2 separate regions of the Homo sapiens genome follow, and region 1 is linked to region 2. Evidence: chromatin loops called from intact Hi-C (ENCODE). Cell type or tissue: MCF 10A. All regions are shown on one strand. Links, peaks and the distances in the headings refer to the core of each region. The heading gives the core; the rest is flanking DNA.

Region 1 (8,349 bases), core at 230-8,229, 58 kb after region 2:
TTTACCTATGACTTCTAGGTTCTTCTCTTATTTGACATCTCAGTAACATCTGAGATAACGGACCATTTTCTCTTTCTTGCGACAGAAGTCTAAGAATCCAAATTCTTGTGTTTTCTCCTACTTCAAAAGCCGTCTCTTCTTAATCACGTATACTGGCTCTTACTCTTCTGTTCAAGCTTTGAAATGTTGGAGTATCTTATGACTCTGATATGGATGTCCTTTTCTTTGCCATGGAAATATTCTTTGCAGATAACCTCATCCTATTCTATGGCTTCTAATGTAATCAATACACACATTTGAGATTCATATCTCAAATCCGTTTTTACAGCCCATACATTTTCTCTGGAACTGCAGGCATGTATATTCCATTGCATACTTGACCTCTCCATGTGAATATCTAACTGATGTTTCACTTACAGCTTGATCAAAACCGAACCCTTGTTAACCAGCTCCCCCCACAAAAAACCTGTTTCTTTTCAGGTCTCATCTCAACACAGGCATGAGCAAACACTCAGTGGGTCAAACCAAATCTTGTAGTTATCTGTGATTCTCATATTTCCATCCCATTTTCTTTCATTCATCAGAAAATCCTGTTGAGTCTATCTCTAAAATGTATCCTAATTTGTCCCCTTTTTGCCACTGTCACTACCAACACCCTATCTCAAGCTCCATTATTACCCTTGTAGACAATTACATTAGTTTTCTCACTGTTTTCCGTATTGCTGTCTCTTCACGGCAGCTGACACAAACTATTAAAGCCTAAATCAGATCATATTAACTCCTCTACTTCAAATACATTATGAGTTTCAATTATCAGGTGTGTCCAATCTTTTGGCTTCCCTGGGCTACATTTTATGGGGCCACCCATAAAATTCACTAACTGATGAGCTAAAAAAGAAAAAAATTGCAAAAAGTCTCATAATGTTTTACAAAAGTTTACAAATTTGTGTTGGGCCGCATTCAAAGCTGTCCAGGGCCGCATGTAGTCCACAGGCCACAGGTTGGACGAGCTTGAATTAGATAAAGAATTAAACAAAATTCTCACCCACAAAGCTGTACATGATCCATCTCCTATCTTGCCATTTTCTGGCCCTTTCAAAAATGTTTGTCAACTTCTATATTATTACTAATTATTATTATTATTATCATTTTTGAGACAGAGTCTCACTCTGTCACCTGGCTGGAGTACAGTGGCATGATCTCCACTCACTGCAACTTCTGCCTCCTGGGTTCAAGCAATTCTCCTGCCTCAGCCTCCCGAGTAGCTGGGATTACAGGCATGCACCACCATGTCCGACTTTTATATTTTTAGTAGAGATGGGGTTTCACTATACTGGCCAGGCTGGTCTCGAACTCCTGGCCTCAAGTAATCTGCCCACCTCAGCCTCCCAAACTGCTGAGATTACAGGTGTAAGGTACCACATCTGGCCAACTTGTCTGTTAGATCAAGTATTTGGTGAATAATATTTAACTTTTTCTTCACTGTGGAAAAATATTAATTAGGAAATAAATACATCATAAGCTATGGTTTAAATTCTAACATCAATTCTAATATAGGCAAAATAATGTCAATGTCACATCTTATTTTGTAGTTAAAGTTGGATAGAAAAATGCCTAAAAGAATATGCTTCTGATTCTTAATTCAACAAACTATCAACAACTACAAGGGGAGTGTAGCGGGTTAAAATAAACCCTGGCAATTTGAGGTCTTCTATAGATTATCTCTTCCAGCTAATATTTTTAGGTATTGAAATATCAAGGTGACACAGAAACAATTTAGATAAAGTTGCTGGTACAGGATCTATGTACTCATCCGTCTCCCAGGTAAACAATTCAACGGAAAAGATTAATGGTACTCAGAATATTAGTCTTACTTATCTCCTTAGTTTTAAGACTAGTAAAGCTGGCAATTTTACAGGACCGTGGCATCAAGCCAATGAGCATGCAAATTTAAATTACTCATTTAATTCTACATTGTATCATAAAAACCCAAGGCGGTTTTGTTTTAGGACACTTTATCTATTAAGAGTGTTCCTATTTCAAAAGATACAGGTTTTTTCTTGATTTGTTAGAGAAACATTGAGAAACAGAATCAGGTGCTTTATTTAGTTACGTAGAAACATAAAATCTGCAAACTGATAATAGACAGAGTCAATCAAATGCAAAAGTCAAAATTTAAATGCCAGGTTCTTTATTTATATATATATATATATATATATATATATATATATATATATATATATATATAGTCAATTCGCATAAGACAGAAATTTTTTGTTACTTCATTGTGCTGTGTTTTGCTGTATCAAATGCATCCTTATATAGACTACTAATTCTTGTTTTAGAAAAGTTATCATTTTTCGCTGAACCAATGCCCTCAGTTACACATTGCAACAAACTGACTACACCTTAATTTGTGGTCTGGTCTTTCTCAAGTTGTCATTCTCTCATATTGTTTTTCTAACATGCTAAGTCTTCTCAATCTAATTAACTATCTATAATTTAAGGGCCCATGCAGAAAGCACAATGGCAGTGCTAACCAATGTCTGTCACTTGTCTGCTCCTTAACCTCAGGATTCCATGAGTAATAAGCCTTCACCAGAGAATTACATTTCCAATGACTCTTTTAAAATAAAAACTATATAATTTGATTGACAGTGGAAAATGCCTATTTAGTAATAGTTCTAAAGCTGAAAAACTACAGAGGACTTCATTTTGAGTATCTAACTTTGTAAAAAAAGCAGAACTTATTTAGCAATAAATTCAATGCGTATCTGTTTGTTTCTTGAAATTAATCTTTTTTACTTAGTTTATACTTTTTTGAGAGTTTTGGATTTTAAAGCCTTTACCTACATTAAATAAGAACTTCTTTTTAGAAGTGGTACTCACAAAAACACTATGAAAGAGTGAAGCAGTGTTTCAATTCCTTGGCTTAATGTTTTTGCCACTTCTGCGTAAGGAACTCCATCTTAAATATTCTGCAGTAAGCTGCGCATATCTCTATCCCTGTCCTTATCACTCTTAATGTTTACTTTTGATTTATGTAACTATTTCATCCATCTATCACAGTGGCTGGAAAACAGCAGTCACCTAATAAATAATGATAGAATTAAGAAATGAATATCTATGTGGAAAGTTTAACAAACAGTGGGCATTTTGTTCTAGTTGGAAGGTAGGAGTAAAAAATAGCATGTGGGCCGGGTGCGGTAGCTCCCGCCTGTAATCCCAGCACTTTGGGAGGCTGAGGTGGGCGGATCACAAGGTCAAGAGATCAAGACCATCCTGGCCAACATGGTGAAACCCCGTCTCTACTAAAAATACAAAAAGTTAGCTGGGCGTGGTGGCATGTGCCTGTAGTCCCAACTGCTGGGGAGGCTGAGGCAGGAGAATCGTTTGAAACCGGAAGGTGGAGGTTGCAGTGAGCCGAGATCGTGCCACTGCACTCCAGCCTGGGCAACAAGAGTGAAACTCCATCTCAAAAACAAGCAAGCAAACAAACAAACAAAAACATGTGATTTAATAATTGATTTCAAATATGAAAAATAAACTGCAAACTTATAGAATTTGAGACAGCAGCCAGTTAATAAGTTCAGCCAAGCAAAACAGTAAATTATTATTATTATTATTTTTACCTTTCTACCATTTAGTACTTCTATAAAAGTTACTTTATAGTGGCTAAATTGGACTGGTTCTTGACTTTTCTGCTTTCCCTTATAATTTCCTAGTGAGGCCTGTCCATCTAAAGTAATATCCAGGATTCTGGAATTATTTTATATGCTTTCTCTTGTACTTAAAATTTTGGTCACAGTAGTCGACTAAGCTTAGATTTCAATTTCAGCTCTAACCTTTATTGGTCGAATGGCTTTACTCCAATTCTCTCTCCTAAGCTTCATCTACCCAATGGTGATAACAGTGTTACTTATTTTATAGGATTACTCCTCAGAGTAATCCTGTAAACTTAAGCAAATGAAGTATTCATATCTTAACATCTGAGCTTTAAAAGTGTTCAAATAATTATGCTTACCAATATGTTATATACACATAGCTATACTTATATAAATTTAGCATATATATTAAATATGATTAACCTGAGTCCTCTTAATTTGGGGAGTTTCTACGTATTTTTCACAAGCAGGACAGGGCTGTTATAAATTTCTCATTCCAAGTGTTGTGACAAAGTTGTTACCAATCCAGAGGTATTTACAATTTAAAACCAATAAAAACTGCACTCCAAAATGCGATTTAAAGAAATTAAATTAAGACACATGGAGATTTGGGGAAGACTTATTGAGGAAGAAAGCCTGCCTTTCAAATTCCCCTGAAATAACACACATATAGATGCGTATTAAAGACCTACTAATAAGGACTTTTATCCCATTATACATAGAATAAACCATGGCTTTAAACTTAGCAACTAAAATGTTAGAGAAATATATGATTTAAAGGCAAAAATGTGGAACAACCGAGCAAACTAATACATAATATATATACTGCATAATGGAGCAGTATTCTTTATCATTTTAGATTGGGGCCTCATAGCTTCTTCTTGTTCCCCTCACCCCCGAATAAGGGAAAGGGTGTGTGTGTGTGTGTGTCTGTGTGTGTGTGTGTGTGTGTGTAACAAAGAGAGAGTGCCTGTGTGTACACTGTGAAGAGGGTTGGGAATGTTCTATTGAGGATGTGAGGCTGAGATCTGTAAACATAAGCATGACATTACTGTAAAAAACTCTGTAAGGACAAGGTTGCAGATGGTGAGTAATAAGAAAGAGAGAGAACTAGGAGGTGCTAACAACGTTTTGAGAAGCTATTTTTAGTAATAGGTCCACATATTCCACAGGACAATTTTTTAATTTTTTTTCCTCATTTATAAAATTCTCAAACATATATGTACATTTATTTTTCCTTTAAATTTTTCTTTATTTTATTTTTTTCTACAATGAAAATTAACTACTACACAATTTTTGACCAATTATGTTTTAAAATTTGTTTTTACATATGCAGTGGTCAGTGTTTGGCTTAACATAGTGCAAACGAAAAATACAGGATGCTTTCATGGGCCTGATGATGATCCGAAAGACTAAAGTGTTTCTAAAATCTCTAAGTCTATTCTGATCCAGCAATTCTACATCTAGTTTAAGAGTTCATCACAAGAAATGTTTACGAAATGGGTGGATGTTTAAGAAATGGGTGAATATTTTGTCCAGAGTTATTTGATGCAACTCTACAACAGAAAAAACATACATCCAATCAATACTAAAGTCAATCTAAAAGGATTTATGAAATAAATCATGGCACATCCATTGCTTATAGTTCTATAGCTATTAAAATAATGTTCAGGCCGGGCACCGTGGCTCACGCCTGTAATCCCAGCACTTTGGGAGGCCCAGGTGGGTAGATCACCTGAGGTTGGGAGTTCGAGACCAGCCTGACCAACATGGAGAAACCCCCCTCTCTGCTAATAATACAAAATTAGCTGGACTTAGTGGTGCATGCCTGTAGTCCCAGCTACTCAGGAGGCTGAGGCAGGAGAATCACTTGAACCCGGGAGGCAGAGGTTGCGGTGTGCCGAGATCGTGCCACTGCACTCCAGCCTGGGCAACAAGAGTGAAACTCCGTATCAAAATAATAATAATAATAATAATGTTCAGAACGTATAAACTCAACATTACAAGGAGTTCTTACAAGCTGTTTATAAGAAACAATGCTGACAACTAAGTCCATTGGAGAGCACCTGCCCAGTGTAAAGAAGGCACATGCAATTTGGCCTCCAACACATCCATGTAAGGCTGAAAACTGAGTACCGCCAGATAGATAATCGATCTACTTTACAAGAAAAGCTGCAAAATGCATGGGACAGGTTCTTGCAGAAAGATAAATCACAATCTGGGTTTTAGTCATTGTACTCTCTTTAGGGAAAGACCAATGGTACACCAAAGGTAAAATGAAGCTGATACAGACAGTATATTGTTTAAAGGACCATATAAGTTAAAAATCTCAATAATATTGTTTAGGGCTATTAAATACACTATTATATTTTAAACTTAACATGTCCTTAACAGATCAACAAATTGCATGTATGATATTCTATTTTGTTTAATAGCACTTACTGCATCACATCTCATGGTACACCATAATAAATATTGTAATTCGGCCATGTATTTCTGATTTCTATGGTAATGAGAAATGTAAAATTTCCTCAGTGTTCTAGCACACTTCTATACTGATAGCCAGTGAAGTAACTAATAATTATTTCAGTTTTGCAATCATGTATAAATCCTGTCCTTCAGGGTATTAGTCTGCTCTTGCACTGCTATAAAGAAATACCTGACACTGGGTAATGTATAAAGAAAAGAGGTTTCATTGACTCACAGTTCCACAGGCTCTACAGGAAGCATGGCTTGGAAGGCCTCAGGAAACTTACAATCATGGCAGAAGGTGAAGGGGAAGCAGGCATGTCTTACATGGCAGGAGCAAGAGAAAGAGAGAGGAGTGGGAGGTGCTACACATTTTTAAACAACCAGATCTCATGATAACTCACTATCATGAGAACAACACCAAAGGGAAAATTCACTTCCATGATCCAATCACCTCTGACCAGGCCCAACCTCCAGCATTGTGTAGAGGTAATTCTAATAGATGAAAGGAAGTTGGACTAGAGGGCTTCCTGTCTTTGGTGGACAAGGACTTAATTAGCTTAAAGAGTTATGAAAAAAAGGAGAAATTAATTTTGTATTGCATTGAGTTCTGACAATGTTTTACTTGTTCCACAATGTATTTTCCCAATCCTAATTAATTTAGCAAAAATATATTGAGTTTATATACTCTACACTCGTTATGCAAAAAATCTAGAATCTCACTGTAATTCTGATAACAGCTACCACACTTCTCCTAGCATTTGATGAAAACACCAATTTAGATCTAAGATAGATTTTTAATGAGAATATATGTGATATTCTCATTAAAATTAGTTTTTTTTTTTATTCCAAGACACCATTCTCCTTCAAAGACTTAAAGATTTCTTGACCTATTAAGTTTGTCTCTTCTCTGCTAGCAAGAAGAATTGAGACTACTAACCATTTTTTTAAGTAAGAACTGCTAAGGTGGATGGGAACTTTTCTCAAAAAGGTAAACTTCCGGTTATTACTGCAATATAATATTTAATACTTACAAATTTCCTTTTGAAATGTTGATAGAAAAAGTAGGTAATGTGGAAAACACAGCTTTTTTTGCTTAAATACTTTTTTGGGAAAGACTCTCTGCCCAGCTTTGAACACAATGATTAGCTGCCTCAGGGTCTGCTTCAGCTTCTTAGCCAATATATTCTTTTCTCAGGGAAAAGATTTTGTCAGGACTGTTTCTAATTTGATGGCTGCCCTGCCCAATCAAGCTTTGACGCTTTTCTTTTCTTTGGGATTATAACCCAAATAATCCTTTTTGCCTTCCTAAATCTGTCTCAGAACCCAACCACCATATCGATGCTGGGAATGGTCCAGGAGAGGAAGTAGTTAGATGAGATCACTTGCTGACTACTAGAGCATTAGGGTCTCATCTTGTGTCTTCAGGAGGGCAGACCCACCCTCTAGCATAAGGTGAAGATCCAAATGGAAAAAAAAAATTGACTTGTCTTCCTGGAAAAATTTGTCAATGTAGGAGGTTGCATTAACTGGTGTGATGACTGAGGCATCTATAATGTATGCATAAAATAATAAATAAGAAAATAATGGAATCTGATGTTTATATCTCAGTTGCATCAATACCCCACAGATGGATAATAAAAACCAGAGTGCAATTAATAAACAACTTATATTTCATACTTGCATATTTATTTTGTTCTTGCTAGAACACTGGACATGCTACCCAATCTGACTTAACTCTTTTTTTTCCCTTTTTGATATTTGCACATTATATCAACATTCTGCCTTTTACTGAGAAACAAGAAAGAACTAAAGGAAAAGAAACTATGGGTTACTTTGTTTTTCTTTTCCTTCCTGTGTAGCCATTTCCAGCATTAGAGGTTGACAACTATGCAGAAGTAATACAGGGAGGTAATACAGGAAAGAAAACATTTAATAGTGTTCCCTGTGCTTTCATGTTTCTTACATCATCTGAATTAGTTTCCTAGGGCTGATGTAATAAAGTACCACAAACTATGTGGCTTAAGCAGCAGCAACACATTGTCTCATAGTTCTGGAGGTCAGGATTTTAACCTTACCTCTAAATAAGTTAACATTCTCAGGTACTGGAAGTTAATACTTCAACATATTTTTTGAACAACACAATCCATGATGTTATTGCTATTCTGTCAGCAAAGCAAATTCTGGCTTGAACACGATGATTCAGGGGCATCAA
Region 2 (8,349 bases), core at 156-8,155:
CATCTATAAAATGCATAGCATACTGTGTGGCACATGGTAGAATATACACATATTAACTTTCTCATTATAATTGTAGAATATTAAAGAGTTTTGTTATTGTTACTCTTGTGCTTTTTGTGTTCATTTTTATTATTTAATCAACCTCTTTGAAGTAATAATTCATTTTTGTAATATTATTTTTCCATAAGTTCCAAGAAAGAAACAGGAGTCCACAGGGGTATTTTGACAAGGAGACTCACTGGGGGCAGGTACTACAGGGAGAATGGGTTGAAATGAATGAGATCAATGTCACAGATGTCTAAAGGAAGGAGGTTGCAAAGTTGTTCAATATGGAATATTTTTTCAACATAAATGCTGGGTATTGTGTAATATGATATTTCCTTGTAACCTCATAAAACATTAGTGATAAGAAAGAAATTAGTAAATGCATACAGAAATGGGATTGCTTATGTATACCAATTAAAGACTAAATAGCAGGCATTTCAGTGTAAACAATACTGGTGAGGAAAATCTGACAGCTAAGAATTTTTTGTTGTCGTTAGTAGCTCATTATGCTAAAATAAATCTCTTTAATTGGATGACTTTTTATTCTGGATAACTTAAGTTTTATTTTATTGGAAAATGTATAACTGATACAGCATAATGGTTAAGTACATGGGTACTAAAGAGAGATTGCAGTGACGGGGGAAGGGAGAGTCTATTCCTGGCTCTGCCACTCATTAACTGTCATCCCTTGGCCGTGCTACTTATTATCTTTGCCTCAGAACTCTTCTGAAAAACCAGGATAATGATACTACCTGTCTCGTAGGATTGTTTTAAAGATGAAATGTGTAAATATTCATAAAGCCCTCACGATGATGACTGGGGAATATTAGGCGCTGAAAGCTCCTATTTATTGGGAAAACCAATATTAACAACATTCATATCTGCACTAAATCCTCATTGAAATATGGGCTAACTAAATGCCTACAAAAAAGACTGCTGAGTAGAAATGTGGTCATAAAGTTAATTATCAATGAGTAAACAATTTATAATGATGAAGATAATAAATGTAATGTCATCACACTGAGGAAAAAAACAGTAGTCTTTACTTAGTAACTAGTACAATTATGAGTTTCTAACCTCACCGGATTTTTTCAGACTTTTTATCAACTTTTCGATGGTAACTTGAATGAGCATGTAAAAGTATGCTACAGAATAATGGAGAGGATGGAAATTAAATGGCAGTCTTACTCTTAGAGTTCAGAAACACACTTTGAGACATGAATGTGAGTGCAGATGGTTTATGTGGTAATCATGAAGAAAAGGAGAAATGAGAGAGATAAGGGGAGATAATCAATACAGTGTGCCTCCATGAGAAATTTACTGCTGTGGTAAACCTGGGCCCAGTCCCACTGGGGACCTTTAGAAATGTATTTAGAAGCCAACTTAGTGCTTGTCCACCTAAGAGTTGAAAGATCTGAGGTATCTGTCTACCAAGTCCACCCCATCACTCTCCCCACATGGTAATTTTCTAGCTCCTGCGGCTTGTCCTGTGTTTGACCAGACCTGCCCCTGCAGCCAGAGGCTGTACTCAGCAGAATCTGCCACTTGTTTTGTAAGAAAGAGCTTCTACTCCAGGCAAGATCCTTGGGTTCAGGCAAGATGGATGCCTGAATTGGCCTCATACTTTGGACAGCAGTGCATATCACAAACTCCTTAACACAAAGAATTAATTTTTCCTTTGGGGGCTCATATGAAAAATTTTTTGAACTTTGGTAACCTTTAAGCATGAGAGGTTTGGTATGGAATTCTGTGTGAGTGGAACTGAGCCCTCCCTGTCAGGGATGTGAGATTGACAGCACAGAAGTGAATGAGCAGGAAAAAAAATCACAGCCACTCTGTGAAGCCAGAGGATGAATATGTGTGGCTTCTTTTGCTGAACAGTGCAAATAAAAATAATTCATGGGAATAACAGGAAAGATGTTACCCAGTTCCAGACAATGCCTATGAGAAGAGGAATGGAATTTGTAGGAAAGAGAAATATGTTACTGGACTTGGAAACTTGAAAATAAAAAGGAACAAGCTACTATTTGGACAAGATATGTGTTGGGAAGATTTCAGGTTTGTCTGTGATTGTGGTAAGGCATTACAGCTGAGAGGTTTTAAAGTATCATGTTGGAATTAATTTAACATCTCCAGGCCAAAAGAAATGGAGCTTTTTTTAAGGAAAAATAATAATAATATAAGAGAGAAGGCAGAAAATACAGAATTTAGTTTTTGAGGTTATGGGTCATGTGGCCCAAAGAACTACATGTTTGGAAGTCAAAGTGATATTAAGAATAGTTCCAGTAATACACATAACTTGGAAAAATTAAATCTATGAAGAGTTGAAAGAATTCAAGATTAATTTCTGAGATTTTAATGGCACTGTATATTAGGCAGTTGGGATTGGGCAGGAAAGTGTGGATGTTTGCCAAAACAGAATGTAAATTTGTAGCTAGAGGTGGGGTGCAGTGAAAATTACTGAAGGAGCTGAAGTTGGAAGGGCTAAGATGGTGGGAACAGGGCTTGGAGCCAGGGGGAAAGCAAGACACAAGCCAGAGCTGAAAGAAGAGTGGGAATGGAGCCAAGGCTATTATTAAGACAGTAGAATGGAAGTTTCAGAGAGATGGGAAGGAAAGAGAGATGAGACTCAAATACAGCATTAGGGACTACACCATGGAAAGGGGTGGGAAAACAAGCCACAGTTATACAAACCATATGAGGTTCATTTTTCTAATAAGTAGACTTAAAGATACATGTAACAAAAATTAAAACAAAAAGGCCTAGGACAGACTTTCCTTCAGCATATAAACTGAGCATTCAATGGCCAACTGTAGAGGAAAGGCATACAGTTCATTCATCTATCATAGCTTTGTTTGCCATGATTTCATGTCTGTTTTTTCATTGTTTTATCTTTTTTGGATAATAAACACTTTTTTTTATTTGAGATGGAGTCTCGCTCTGTTGCCCAGGCTGGAATGCAGTGGTGCAATATCCACTCACTGCAAGCTCCACCTCCTGGGTTCACACCATTCTCCTGCCTCAGCCTCCTGAGTAGCTGTGACTACAGGTGCCCGCCACAATGCCTGGCTAATTGTTTGTATTTTTAGTAGAGACAGGGTTTCACCATGTTAGCCAGGATGGTCTCGATCTCCTGACCTCATGATCCACCTGCCTCAGCCTCCCAAAGTGCTGGGATTACAGACGTGAGCCACCATGCCCGGCCAAATAGTAAACATTTTTAACAACTTCTATCACATGTTCAATTTTTATACTATTGCATTTGCATAAAAAAGAAGAAATTAAAAAATGCACTAGATAAGAATGTAGTGGAAAATCAGTGTTAGGGAAAAGAGAGCAAGTTTTTTATGCTACCATCCATTTTTCCTGTTAAATTAATTAAAAGGAGGCTGCCAGCCTAAAGCTGTCTCTGTACTTTGAATTACTAAATAACAAACTGAAAACTATTTTAGTGTGTAAACAAACTAAACCCTAATTTAAGAGTATATTTTGTAATAAACTGCTGAATTTTAGCCAATCACAGGCAGTCAGTTGATCAGACCATGACCAAATAAGACAAATGCCTCATCACACCATGCCCAAGTAAGGGAGATGTATAGATGTAGCCAGTCAGGTGGTTTCTGTACTTTGCTTCCATGCTCACCCTATAAAAGCTTGCTGCTCATGCTGCTGGGCAGTGTTCTCTGAACCTCTTCTGGTTCTGGCTGTTGTCTGATTCATGAATTGTTCAACGCTCAAATAAAATCTGTTAAATGTAATTTGTCTAAAATTTATCTTTTAACATTTCTCACATTGGAATTCCTTGCCAAGGAAGTTAGACACACCTAGATGAAAGTACAAAGGGGAGACCAAGTACCAATTTAAATATAGCTGAGCAAGCACTCAATACTCCCTGTTTTGGAGAAAATTCAGTTTGAAAAGCTAGCTGAGTTGAAGACACTTGCATGAGTTTTTCTTTTTCTGAATCTAAGTTTCGAATTTTATGAAAAAAATCCATAAAACGTTTCTGGAAATCCGGAGTGAGATTTGGAGAATCTGTTGACCACATCCATTCCTGAAGCAAAGGAAGAGAGAGAGAGATCTAGGTAGCTGATTTTTAAAAAGAATAACCATGTGAACCAATTTTATCTGTTTAGATAGTGACTTGGTACTTAAACAATCAATTTTAAATGTATCTTTTCTTAGGGGAGGTGGCAAGCCTCTTAAGGCAGCAAGCAAAGCAGGGCCAGATGAAGGAAACAAAATAGGAGCTTAAAGTCCAGCAATACAATATTCATTCATGTATGTATTTATGCATTTAATAAATATTTATGAAGTGTCCATATGTGCCAAACATTTTCTTTTAGTTGCTGGGGACCAGATTCATTAGAAGCCAAGACAAGTCTCTATATAGGGAGAGTTTTCAACTCTAGTGGAAACCAACAAGCAAAAAAAGAAAATATCAGATATTGGAATATGCTATGTAGAAAGTGACTGACTTTCATGGAAGAGTGATAAGAAGACTTCCTTAGGTAGAACAGACACATAGCCTACTCCGAGGGTGTGGAAGTTTAGCTGATTCCTCAATGCTAAGCCAGCTAAAACATATACGAAGAAAGTATAGCAGGCAAAACAGTCAGCAAATTTAAATATATTATGATGAAGGAAAAGTTTTATTTGTTTTAGAAAGAGGAAGACAGCCAGAGCAAGAGGAATTCAGTAGCTTGAGGGGAAAGTAATGAGACATGGTTTCGTAAGAGTTGGCAAGAGCCTCAGAGGGCCCAGAAGAAAAGAGTGCCAACTGTCTACTTCATTCTAAGTTCATTGGGAAGCCTTTTTGAGTTTTAACCAGGTAAACAACACGGACTTCTATTTATAATCATTGGAATATGTGGACACCATGTACAAATAGATTCATCAAGCTGAGAAATTGATTTTTTATTAAAAAATACACAATTCATTTCAGAGCATGTCTTAACTCATTTATAATAGTATTAACAAAGATGTAAGTTAATGTTCATAACAATTTTAGGAAATGAGGAAAAAAAGAGTAACCATTTCAAAATGGTGTTTTGCTAGTCACTGCTTGTTTGCTTGGAAACCTCACTTTCCCCCAACTCTGCTCTGAGTTTCAAGGGATGACCCTTGTAAACTGTATTTCCTGGTTCCACTGGGAACTATCTTTCAGTTAAATTTCATCACTGGGATGCTCTGGAAGGAGACTGGAGGACAAAAGGTGAAGGAAGCCAAGGCACTATCTCCCTCTTCACTTCAGGTGACACCTCTGGCAGTGACTACATGCCCTCTCTGAGAAGCAACTGCTAGCTTTAGAATCCACCAGGCAGTTCAAGTTGCTGAGTTCTGGTAACATCCACTCCTCTTTTTGAACCTTGAGCCCAGTGGGTGAAGTACCTTAATCTGTTGCTAATTTGTGTTTCACCTTCTTGGCCATTGCATCTTTTTGCAACTGTCATGATTAGATTCTTCTATTGAATTCTCTCTATTTAATTATCTGAGTTGGATTATGTTTCTTTGGTTGGACCATGAGTGACATAAATTCCTACCCCTTCTTTGGCTTATTTCAATATAATATACTTCTAAGCTGATAATTAGGATAATGCTTTATATTTATAGAGCATTTTCACTATTATCTTACACAAGGAATTTGTATTTTATTTAATCTATTTTTATTTATAATGTTCCCAGTAAGAAGTACTTCCAGAAATAAAGATTCTAGACATTCAGTGTATTAGAGAACTGAACTTTCAGGTATAGGACTTATTTGGTCTGGCTGATTTGGGTCAATAATTTTGTGATGGAGATGAAAATGGATAGTAAGTCAACTTCTGTACTATAATTATCAAGGTGCAGAAATACCTACTTTTCAGATAAAGCTCCTGATGTTCTGGCATAATTGTGTTATAACAAATAAATTCTTTAATATACAACCAAATTTGGAAAATCTAATACTTTAAGACACACTTAGTTATTCATAACATATTCCTTATAGATTTTATCACATGCTCTTCTAATATTTAAACCAGGGTTGTTTAATGTTTTGAATGGTTTTATAATAATAAAGATTTTGAGTGGGCTGGTTGTGGAATGAAAGTAAAAGTTATGGAGAGGCTAGCAGAAAGCACTAAAATACAGAGAAACTAAGTGACACAGGTAGGAGAGTACATATCAGAAGAGAAAGGGAGATGGGAGGACACATTCAAGTAACATCTGTCATCATTAACTACTTACCTGCCTCTCCTCTCAGGCCTTGACTGCAAGTGTCATAAATCATTTAGCTTTTTATCACCAACTCCTAGAATAGGGACAGGCTTATGGTGATCATCAATTATCTTTGTTGACTGAATAAACTGAGAAAGCAGAAAATGTCTTTTCCTTCTTTCTTTCCTTCCTTCTTTCCTTTCTTCCTTCTTTCCTTCCTTCCTTCCCTCCCTCCTTCCCCCCTCCCTCCTTCCTTCCTTCCTTCTTTCATTTCTTCTTTCTCTCTCCATATATTTTTCATTTTTTCTTCCTCCATTTACATATACAAGCATGAGTTAAATTACATTCTACTGCATCACATGTATCTTTTCTGCATTTGCATTTAAATAAATATATAAAATTTAATTTTATGCTTTTGTGAGATTATCATTTATACCTACAATTCTTAAAACAACAAAGTTAATTTTTCTCTCCATATTGTTTGTATTGTACCTGCTTTATTAATGTAACCCTGGATGATATGAGAGTCAGTATAGAAGAATGGAAAGCATAGAACACTGAATTAGTAAACTTTTCAATCACATTCTTGTTCTGCCCTTTACTAGCTGTGTGACTTTAGATAAGTTTCTCTATCTGTCAAATGGAGACACTCATAATTGTCTCATGATTTTTGTAAGAACAAAGGAAATAAACGAAAGTTGCCAGGTAAATAATAAATGATATTTTGACTCCTTCTCCTTTAGTTCTCAGTTTAAACATCTAGTGCTTACAGAAGACTAACATGACTTTATTTCCTTAACTCCACTGTTCTACCCCTAGTAATATTTATACCTGTTAACTTCTTTTCCAACCCTCTGGAATTCTCCTTGACAGTACTCACTATTCTTATGACATCTAGCCCAATTACTGCCTTCCTTAAAGTTCCTTATATCAGAAACGACATGCATTGTATTCAGAGTATCTGGCAAGCATGTACTAGATACTCTAGATTTGTGTTGAATGAATGAAACAGTATTTAAGGTGATGTGTTTCCTTACCTGTTGCCCATTAGGCACCACCACTCTTTTCTAAAGCTAAAGATTATTTTTCCCAGAATCCTCCTCCCTGTATGTGGTTCCTAGTTGGAGTGTGCCAATAACAGGCGTTCACGTGTGATTTAGCACAAAGAAGTGAAACAGAAGCCATTATTTCTGAGAAGCAGTTGCATCCTGAAGCTTATGCAGAGGAGAGATTTACAGCATGTCTCCCGGCTCTTGAGAACTATTTACTTCATCACTGCAACCTAAGTAGTTGGTAGGACCTCCTTAGAGAATCTTGGCAACTGCAGAAATTTACAAACTAGCTCCTGAGAAACAGATTTCACTGCTTCAATTTGACAACGTTGGTGTGAAATCCTCTATTGTGGAAGCTCTCTTCACTACCACTCTCTTGATCTTTCAGTGGTTTTAAACCCCTAATATTATCCTAAGCACCTTTTACTTGATTAAACAGAGTGGCTTCTGACTTTTTATATGATTTTTTCACTGGCACAGGTGCTTCACAGAGTAGTAATAAACTAGTTAATTTTAAACAGGAGCCAAAGGTGAAATTATTTTCAAAAAGAGTACAGGAAAGTCATAATGTCAAATTCCATTTCTAGAAGCAGGTACATACAGAGCTCTAAAATTTTTGCAGTAAAATAAAAATGGAAGCAAAAACGGCTACAAAAATCACAAGATTATGTCACATAAAACAGTTTTCAGGTGCCGCATAACCATTCATCAATTAAGACCACAGATATATTTTCTTCATATAGCCTTCAAAAAGAAAGACTATTAGAAATGATAATTCTTGATATTTAATGAATTCTTATTCAGATCTATGAAACCTGCCAAGTGACTTACATGTGATGTTTTGTTACATTCTTATAAAGATGAAGAAACAAAATAAGACTAATTTGCCAAACATCACTCATGTGTTAAGTAAACAAGCTGTAACTAAAACCTAGATATGATTGACCGCAAAATTTTAAAATTTAATCTCTTCACCATTATTTTATACTACATTTCTATAATAATGCCTTCAACTTATTGCCTGGTAATTTACATTTTTTATTATTATATTGAT

What was found. A loop is a pair of places that touch in the nucleus more often than their neighbours do. Peaks named below come from ENCODE experiments on the same cell type or tissue, not always from the same donor. Only the 100,000 strongest peaks of a DNase experiment are listed, where the experiment ranks them.
Region 1: a loop joins it to region 2, with 13 times the contacts of the local background. A loop is called at or near these places in 1 of 110 quality-filtered maps.

Annotation. Positions count from the first base shown.
Region 1 is chr13:85,598,065-85,606,413 of GRCh38, reverse strand. No RefSeq gene overlaps it. Among named protein-coding and RNA genes, the nearest start is that of SLITRK6, 200 kb to the left of the region's middle. In MCF 10A, for the core only: no CTCF peak of the experiment used is centred there; no DNase peak of the experiment used is centred there.
Region 2 is chr13:85,656,101-85,664,449 of GRCh38, reverse strand. No RefSeq gene overlaps it. Among named protein-coding and RNA genes, the nearest start is that of SLITRK6, 140 kb to the left of the region's middle. In MCF 10A, for the core only: no CTCF peak of the experiment used is centred there; a DNase peak (open chromatin) is centred at 4,779.